Linked DNA regions of Homo sapiens: all the other regions are linked to region 2. A link is an interaction called in ENCODE POLR2A ChIA-PET data of the cell type or tissue named here. Cell type or tissue: PC-9. All regions are shown on one strand.

The links. ChIA-PET counts read pairs that join two places held together with the same protein. Peaks named below come from ENCODE experiments on the same cell type or tissue, not always from the same donor. Only the 100,000 strongest peaks of a DNase experiment are listed, where the experiment ranks them.
Region 1: POLR2A ChIA-PET joins it to region 2 with 5 read pairs; 4 of 35 experiments call an interaction of 5 or more read pairs at or near these places.
Region 3: POLR2A ChIA-PET joins it to region 2 with 8 read pairs; 3 of 35 experiments call an interaction of 5 or more read pairs at or near these places.

Annotation. Positions count from the first base shown.
Region 1 is chr12:89,565,512-89,568,011 of GRCh38, reverse strand. No RefSeq gene overlaps it. Among named protein-coding and RNA genes, the nearest start is that of POC1B-GALNT4, 40 kb to the right of the region's middle. In PC-9, no CTCF peak of the experiment used is centred here; no DNase peak of the experiment used is centred here.
Region 2 is chr12:89,698,923-89,701,422 of GRCh38, reverse strand. All of the region lies in intron 1 of ATP2B1 (ATPase plasma membrane Ca2+ transporting 1), which reads left to right. Among named protein-coding and RNA genes, the nearest start is that of ATP2B1, 8.7 kb to the left of the region's middle. In PC-9, no CTCF peak of the experiment used is centred here; a DNase peak (open chromatin) is centred at 1,032; H3K27ac peaks cover 371 bases.
Region 3 is chr12:90,297,508-90,300,007 of GRCh38, reverse strand. All of the region lies in intron 2 of LINC02392 (long intergenic non-protein coding RNA 2392), which reads right to left. Among named protein-coding and RNA genes, the nearest start is that of LINC02392, 5.4 kb to the right of the region's middle. In PC-9, no CTCF peak of the experiment used is centred here; no DNase peak of the experiment used is centred here.

The DNA of each region.
Region 1 (2,500 bases), 130 kb after region 2:
AAGTATGAAGAGTTTGGCAAATCTCTTTTTTCCTAAGGCGGTGTTCTTTCTTTTAAGATTGCTTAATAGATACTTTAAGTTTGAAACCTGGAAATGAACACTGCTCAACAAGTCAGAACATTTGTGAAATGATTGATGTTTACCTCACAACTCTGGCACTGCTCAGCTGTTGCTCCTGGGTTACTTTTGAAGAACTTTTATTTATATTTTGACTACTTCTGAGAAAGAGTTGATATTAACTAGTACAAAAATGAATCACTCCTGCATCTCTTATAAACAGATAAGACTAAATGAAAATTATTAAAACTCATATGGATGGCATCTTGACACCATGTTAACTTAAAAATCAAATCACATAAAATAACAATGAAGGTGACTAATAGTATATATACAGTATTTCATTTTACAACTTTTGACCTTATTCTAAGGAATCTCTGGGGATCTAGAAAACTGCTCAATTTTCCAAATGTAACATTAGGAACAGAAAATGATCCAACTTTTCCAGTCTCATAATCACAAGATCACCATCAAGACTTTTGTCTTTATATTTAGAGGCCCTCCCATGGATATGTGGTTACTCTTGAGGCCCACACCATTAAAATAGAGGTTGTGAGCCCTTTTCCTTGTTCGACCTGCCATCTTTCCATTCTGTTGCTCTTTAAACTTTTATTGTTGATTCTCTATACTCTTCTTTGCTGCCATACTCAGTCAAACACCACGTCACATTTCTCCTGTCTGCTTACAAATTATTGACACCAGAGTTCTTTCACAAAGTTGTGAGTACTTAATAAGAAAACAAGAGGAAATCAATGAGGAGTTCAATGATGAGGATAAAAATACCTGGAAAGGTTTGTGAGAAGGATTAAACAAGGTAATGTGTGCAAAGCATAGTACCTAGAGGCACATGGTAAGCACACAATAAATATTGGGTTTGTAGTTCTACAAATAATGAGAAGAGTAGCTTCCCTCCTTTCTCTTTCTCTTCCCTTTGTCTTTGGAGGCCAAACATAAAACTGGCATGGCACACAGTAAGCACTGAGCTCACTTAACATCACCTCCTTCTCTCCCTCCTGGGCAGGACTTGCTTGGTTGGTGAATAAGCAGGTTTGAGAAGGAACAGCCTTGGGCTCATTAGCTCATATTCTTTTGCATCACCACTGATAGCATCTTTAAAAAAAACAGTTCCCACCTCCCACACATCCCCACAAAAACACTTAGTTGTTTCACTGACAGATTTCATCTCTGTTGAGTTCTAAATTCTTGACCTTTTAAGGTCAAGCTTCTTCTACAGTTCCAAACTCTGCCTAGGCAGCCTTCATGACAGGTAAATAGCACTTTAACATCCAAGGGAGAGAATTTAGCTAGGGAAACAGCCCCTGTGGCCTTGATAACTAGTCTTTGTGGAAAAATGCCAAACTACTACAGAAAAGCCATATCCTGAATTCCCAGCTTTGAATACATTTCTCTCTTATTTTTGCATTATTCAATCCCCTTCAAGTATACCACTGATCATATCTTTCCTCTTCCCAAGCCCTACAATCCTGCAGTGAATTATAATAATAACAGTTAATACCACCAATTACACCATGACAAGCTCTTGGCATATACTGTCCCATTTGGCCGTCATATTAACTCTATGATGTAGGTACCGACATTATTTCCATTTTACAGGTGAGCTACTGAGGTTTGGGGAAGTTAATTGCCCACAGTAAAATCACTGGTAAATGGTGAACATAAACACATTTTTGAATCCAAAACCAATACTTTAAAAAAATTTTAGGCCGGGTGCAGTGGCTCACGCCTGTAATCCCAGCACTTTGGGAGGCCGAGGCAGGTGGATCACCTGAGGTCAGGAGTTCAAGACCAGTCTGACCAACATGGAGAAACCCTGTCTCTACTAAAAACACAAAAATTAGCATGGTGGCGCATGCCTGTAATCCCAGCTACTTGAGAGGCTGAGGCAGGAGAATCACTTGAACCCAGGAAGCAGAGGTTGAGGTGAGCTGAGATCGGGCCATTGCACTCCAGCCTGGGTGACAGAGTGAAACTCCCTCTCAAAAAAAAAAAAAATTTTTAATTTTATTTATTTTTTGGTGCAGGTGTCACTTGCAAATAAATCCAGTGCTTTTTCTCTGTACCTGACAGTCCCAGGGAGCTTCCCCACTCTAATCTTCAGTCTCACCTGGCCAGTTTTGATGATGTTTTTGGCTATACTCAACTAAATACCCGGCTTCTGTCTTTAGTCTAGGCTCATATAAAATTCAGCTCAGTGCTATGCTGAGTCTATAACAGACACAGAGAATTCTGCCTTTAATTTTCCTAAAACTTAACTTTCTTCACCCAAGTAGGGGTGCCTGTCTATTTGGATAGTAAATTCAGGCCTTATTTCCTTTTTGCACAAAATTAGTGAACACATAGCCAAGCACTGGGCATAAGGCATTAATCTCTTGTTTCTGTTAACTGCTCACTCCCTGAAAAGACCAGAAAAATAACCTGTTGG
Region 2 (2,500 bases):
TTCTATATATCGTGATATAGAACCCTATATCTTATCTCAGTTCTTTTATGTTATCTCCAAATGAATTACTAAGACAAAGGGATAATAAATGGGAAGTGTACAACCCGGAGGACTTCAGACCAGAAAATCAAAGAGAGATGATGGGAAAGGGTGGAGTAATGCTGAGTTTTGAAGAATGGGCACATTTAGACAGACCAAAGACTGAGCATCATATCATTGCTGCCGTTCCATGAACTGAGAGCAAACTGTTAGATCATGACCTGCTACAGAATCACTAGGCATCAGGAAGAAGAGTAGGTATATGGTCTGTATTAGAGTATAGCAATGGATTATTCTTCCAGCTGCCAAGAAGTCAAGAAGGAAAGCCTGTATTTGACTTTATCATTTCTATTGAATGTCTGAGTGATACATAGAGTAGTAATTTTAGACATTTAAGTAACTAAAGATTTATATAGCTTTAGTATGTAAGCTGTTATATTTAAAAATGCTTGAAAAAATAAGAGTTGTTCTCCAGAAATTATTCATTTTCCTATGATTAGCACAGCTGAGACCTTACAGGTGCACTGCTATTGAGTATTCTCCCAACCTTTTAAATTTTATAGGTCTAATTGTTGGTAAGGTATTGTGGAAGGAGTTCTAAGACTTGCTCCTGCTTTAATTGACGTTGCAATAATAATCATAATAAAATTGTTGGTCAAAGAGTAGCACAGGAGTGGTTTTGGTAGTGAAGAAAATAAAAAGAAATCTGAAGGTAGAGATGAATGGAATCAGCAAAAGTGAAATTGGTTAGATTAGTAAGTTGTTTTTCTACTGGGACACTCATGGATGATACTGACATATACTCCATTCTCCCTTGCTAATATCTAGATTTTTTTAGTACCTCTAATACTAAGAGATTTTTAATTTCTTTGCTATACTTCTGTCCTTTTCTTCTCTATTCATGCTCAAAAGAAAGTAAGTGCTATAACTACTCTTTTTTGTTTGCTTAAAAAATGACTCATGAACTTAAGGTACTTAAGTGTGGACACTCCTGACAACTAATACCATAGCGGAGAACTACTGAGTTAAAGGGTACCAGTGCAAATAGAGGGCTGAAAACAAGGAAGGTCAGTCAGTGAATGGGAAAGAAATATGACAAAGCCTAGGAAAGGGAGCTCCTCTAGCATCAAACTGTCTGCATGTCGAGTCTCAGAAAAACAAGGATTCGTCAGTCAACCCCTTTCTGCATGCACAGTGGATTTAGGGTAAAGTTTATGTTACCCTGTCTTTGGCCGAGCGCAGTGGCTCCTGCCTGTAATCCCAGCCCTTTGGGAGACTGAAGCAGGAGGATTGCTTGACCACAGGAGTCTGAGACCAGCCTGGGCAACATGACAAAACCTCATCTCTACTAAAAAAAAAAAAAAAAAAAAATTTAGCCAGGCATGGTGTCGTGTACCTGTAGTCCTAGCTACTTGGGAGGCTGAGGTAGGAGGATCGCTTGATTCTAGGAGGTAGAGGTTGCAGTGAACTGAGATTGTGCCACAGCACTACAGCCTGGGCGACAGAGGGAGACCGTCTCTGTCTCAAAAAATAGATGACCCTGCCTTTGAGCTTAAGCACTACTGTTTTTATGTACATAATTTAATGCTGGAACTTGATCACCTCCGGCCCTCCTGCTGACAGCATTTCTTTTGCTAGAAATACCCACCTTTCTCAGAGCCTGTGTCTCCTTTGGTTTTGGTTTTTACTCCATGATATGTTAAGGACTCACCAGATTTAAATGTGAAATTTATCTTCACCACTAAAAAGCCCACTTGTCTTGGATAAATCACTTGGTTTCTTTAACTCCTCAAAAAGTACAAAGTCAGGGGGTTTTGATTTTTCTCTCTTGAAAATTTGGCTTTTAACAAAATTTGTATAGCAAAAACAGGTTACCCGCTCCCCCCAAACTTTCAACCATTTATTTCTTTATTCTGTTAGGTTTGCCTTCCAATTTTGTCTTTTAACTACTTTGTCATCATTTTGACGTTTCGTCTGTGATACACCGTGTTTGATTTATGAAGATAAATACATTTATTGAAAAGCTAAATTATCTAAGATTTCAGTTAAACAAGTGGCATATTACTAGCATTTAACTCTGCCTCTTGCCAAACATATACTAAAATGAGAATAAGGGAATTCTTTTTTAAAAAAGCCATAAATCCACAAGGGAGAAGAGAAACCCACACCAAAATTTTAGAAGGCGTTGACTTAGTAGACTTAAAAAGCTGATCTCTAAGTAATAGAAAAGCCCAGAAACAAGTCAGTTTATAGAATTCCCTGAGAGCTCAAAGCTGGGAAAACATGGGACCCATGGTGAAGAGGGGACAGGGGGGCAAAACGGGAGAACTGGTTGAAATTTTAGGAATTTGATACCCAGATATCTTTCCCTCTGTCTGTACTCTGTGATCTCTTTTCCTTCATCCTTGCAGAAGGCTGGAAGCTTGCTTTCTGGAGAAGGCTATGCACACTGGGAATACAG
Region 3 (2,500 bases), 600 kb before region 2:
TGTCAGATATAAAACTCTATTAGATGTAATTGGAAGTTAAACCTCATTAGTCCACAGAGGCTCTTTCTGTGCTCTTGGGCAGAACCATCTTCTAACAATCATAACTTGATCAAGAGTGTCTTAACTGCCTGGGAATGTTCTAGGGCACAGATCCAGATTTCCAGTAATAGAACTTGATTTCCATGGGATAATGAAATCTGTGAGAAAATATCCAAGTGAAAAACAAGTCTGATAGAGTATGTAAGTAGAGCAACAGAACCTGAGTTTCAAAAGAGAAATAGTATTTTCAGAGAGAGTATGAGAATAGACCTCTCCATCCCCTAACATTGCCCTTTGGATGTCTGCTTACTCTAAGACAAAAAATGACATAAAATAAAGGAAGAATTTACCACGGCGCCAACATACATGCTATGAGAAACTTCAGAAGACTCGTCATATAAAGAAGAAAATTTTCTTTTCTAATGGCTAGAGGGAGAAAGCGTCAAAAATAGAGGATATCTGTGACAACACTGGCAATTCCATCAGCAACAATCTTGGGCTACAGAGGTCATGGATGACCAGAGGAAGGAACACTAAAAAGAAGAACCCCAGAAATGCAAGAAGTAGCTTCATTTTATGCCAGAACTCTGTCTCTCTAAGGACTCCCAGGAGAAATAGCTTAGATATTTTGCAAAACCGAAACGGAAACCTAGACTTCCTGTGAGTCAAAAAAGTATACGTTTGGAGATTTGAGGTCTAAGGTATTGTAAGAGTGGCAAGGGACCATGTGGGTGAAGTAAAAGAATCCCCCGAAGCTTCATTAAATGTTATATGATAATAATATGCTATATTAACAAAAGTGATTTTATTCCCCTGCCTTCTTTCACTCTGTGACCCTTCAGTCATTGAGACATTCTACTGATTTGTCTCACATGAACTGAAAACAAGGGGGAAAAAAAAAGATGCCATACTTTCTTGAATTTGGAATTTTAAAATTCCACTCTCCCAAGAGCAGCAGAGAGGACTCTAGTACACAGGCCAGACAATAGATGGGAAAATGCAGTTTACTTAACAGCTAGACTCTTAACCACCTTCATTCTCTAACTCGAAAATCAGTAAAGATTTCTTAGACAGTGGGAAGGAAGGTGAATTGAAAGGGTAGCAAGTCATGAGTCCCTGTGAAAAAGGCTTTTGTCCCTGTAGGAACACAAAGCAATAGCAACACTTACACTATCCTCAGTCAATACTGAGGAAGTAGCAATAAACCATATTACAATTTGCGGTGGTAGGTGACAAGACAGACAAGTCAATACAGCACTGAAGAGCTCCATAGCACCCCAGAAATGCAGAAACAAATGATTCCAGGCTGTCATAAAGTAGCACCAGAGTAGAAGAAGGATGAAAGAGAAGGGACAGAGAAGCAAAGCAAAGGTCATCTGTGTAGACTGAGGCATCATCATGATCCTATCCTTGCATGCTTCTTGTAGCAAACAATTTTGACAATTATGTTAAAAGCATTAAAGATAGATGAATACTTTGACTCAGCAATTTTACCTATAGAACTTTTACTAAGATATTACTAAGGGAGAGTTCAGATTCCAGAAATGCCATGGACAAAAAAAAAAAGTAAAATCTCTCATGCTTTAAAATGTTGAAATTGTTTTAAATGCCTGACAGCTTGTGAGGAAGGAAAAATGTCAAGTATCATAAGTGAATAGGTAATTGAAAGCAGAATATTTTGAGCTGATGGTGAGGCTACTGTAGGCAGGAAGGATAAGGATTTTCTGTCTGTGCGATACAGCATCTTGGATACAAGACAGGGAAGAGAAACTGAGACTAACATAAACCTAGAATCCCCAAAGTGCTATACCCTTAGTGAAAGGGCAAACTAGACAAATATTCTCCCCACCGGCACAGGGAAGTGGAAAGAAAGCTCATCTGTATTACTGTGGGCTATAGAAGGAAAAAGAATAATCCTCAGAGGTTCCAGTTTTGTATCTCACATTGGTTTAGGGTTCAAATTTTCATTACCTATGTAATGTCAGTACCACCAATTGAAGAAATTAATATAAAATTTGTTAATAATTCTGAGGCTTCTTTTGCAGAACACAGTGCAAGCTACTACAAGGTTTTCTGACAGCAGGGAAAAATTAAGCCTTCCTAATGTGTGAGCTAACAATAAAAAATTAAAAGCAAAAATTAAAAGCATATGAGGAAAGAATCTATTATGAGTTAAAAGACACATCTGATTTATAACCCCATGAACATGTTGTAATATCAAGATCACTCAAATAAGATACAAAATAAATGTAAAATTAATTAAAATGTAAAAGAAAAATTGAAACCTTAGGGAAAAAGCATGACATAACGAAACAATACATCTCAGAAAAGAACAAAATATATATTTTAAAAATGCAGTTCCATTGAAATATATACATGCATATGTTATAGAGAGACAGACACATTAATAGGTAGACATAGATAGCTGATAGAGATAGGTAAACAGCAGTCTATATTTAGC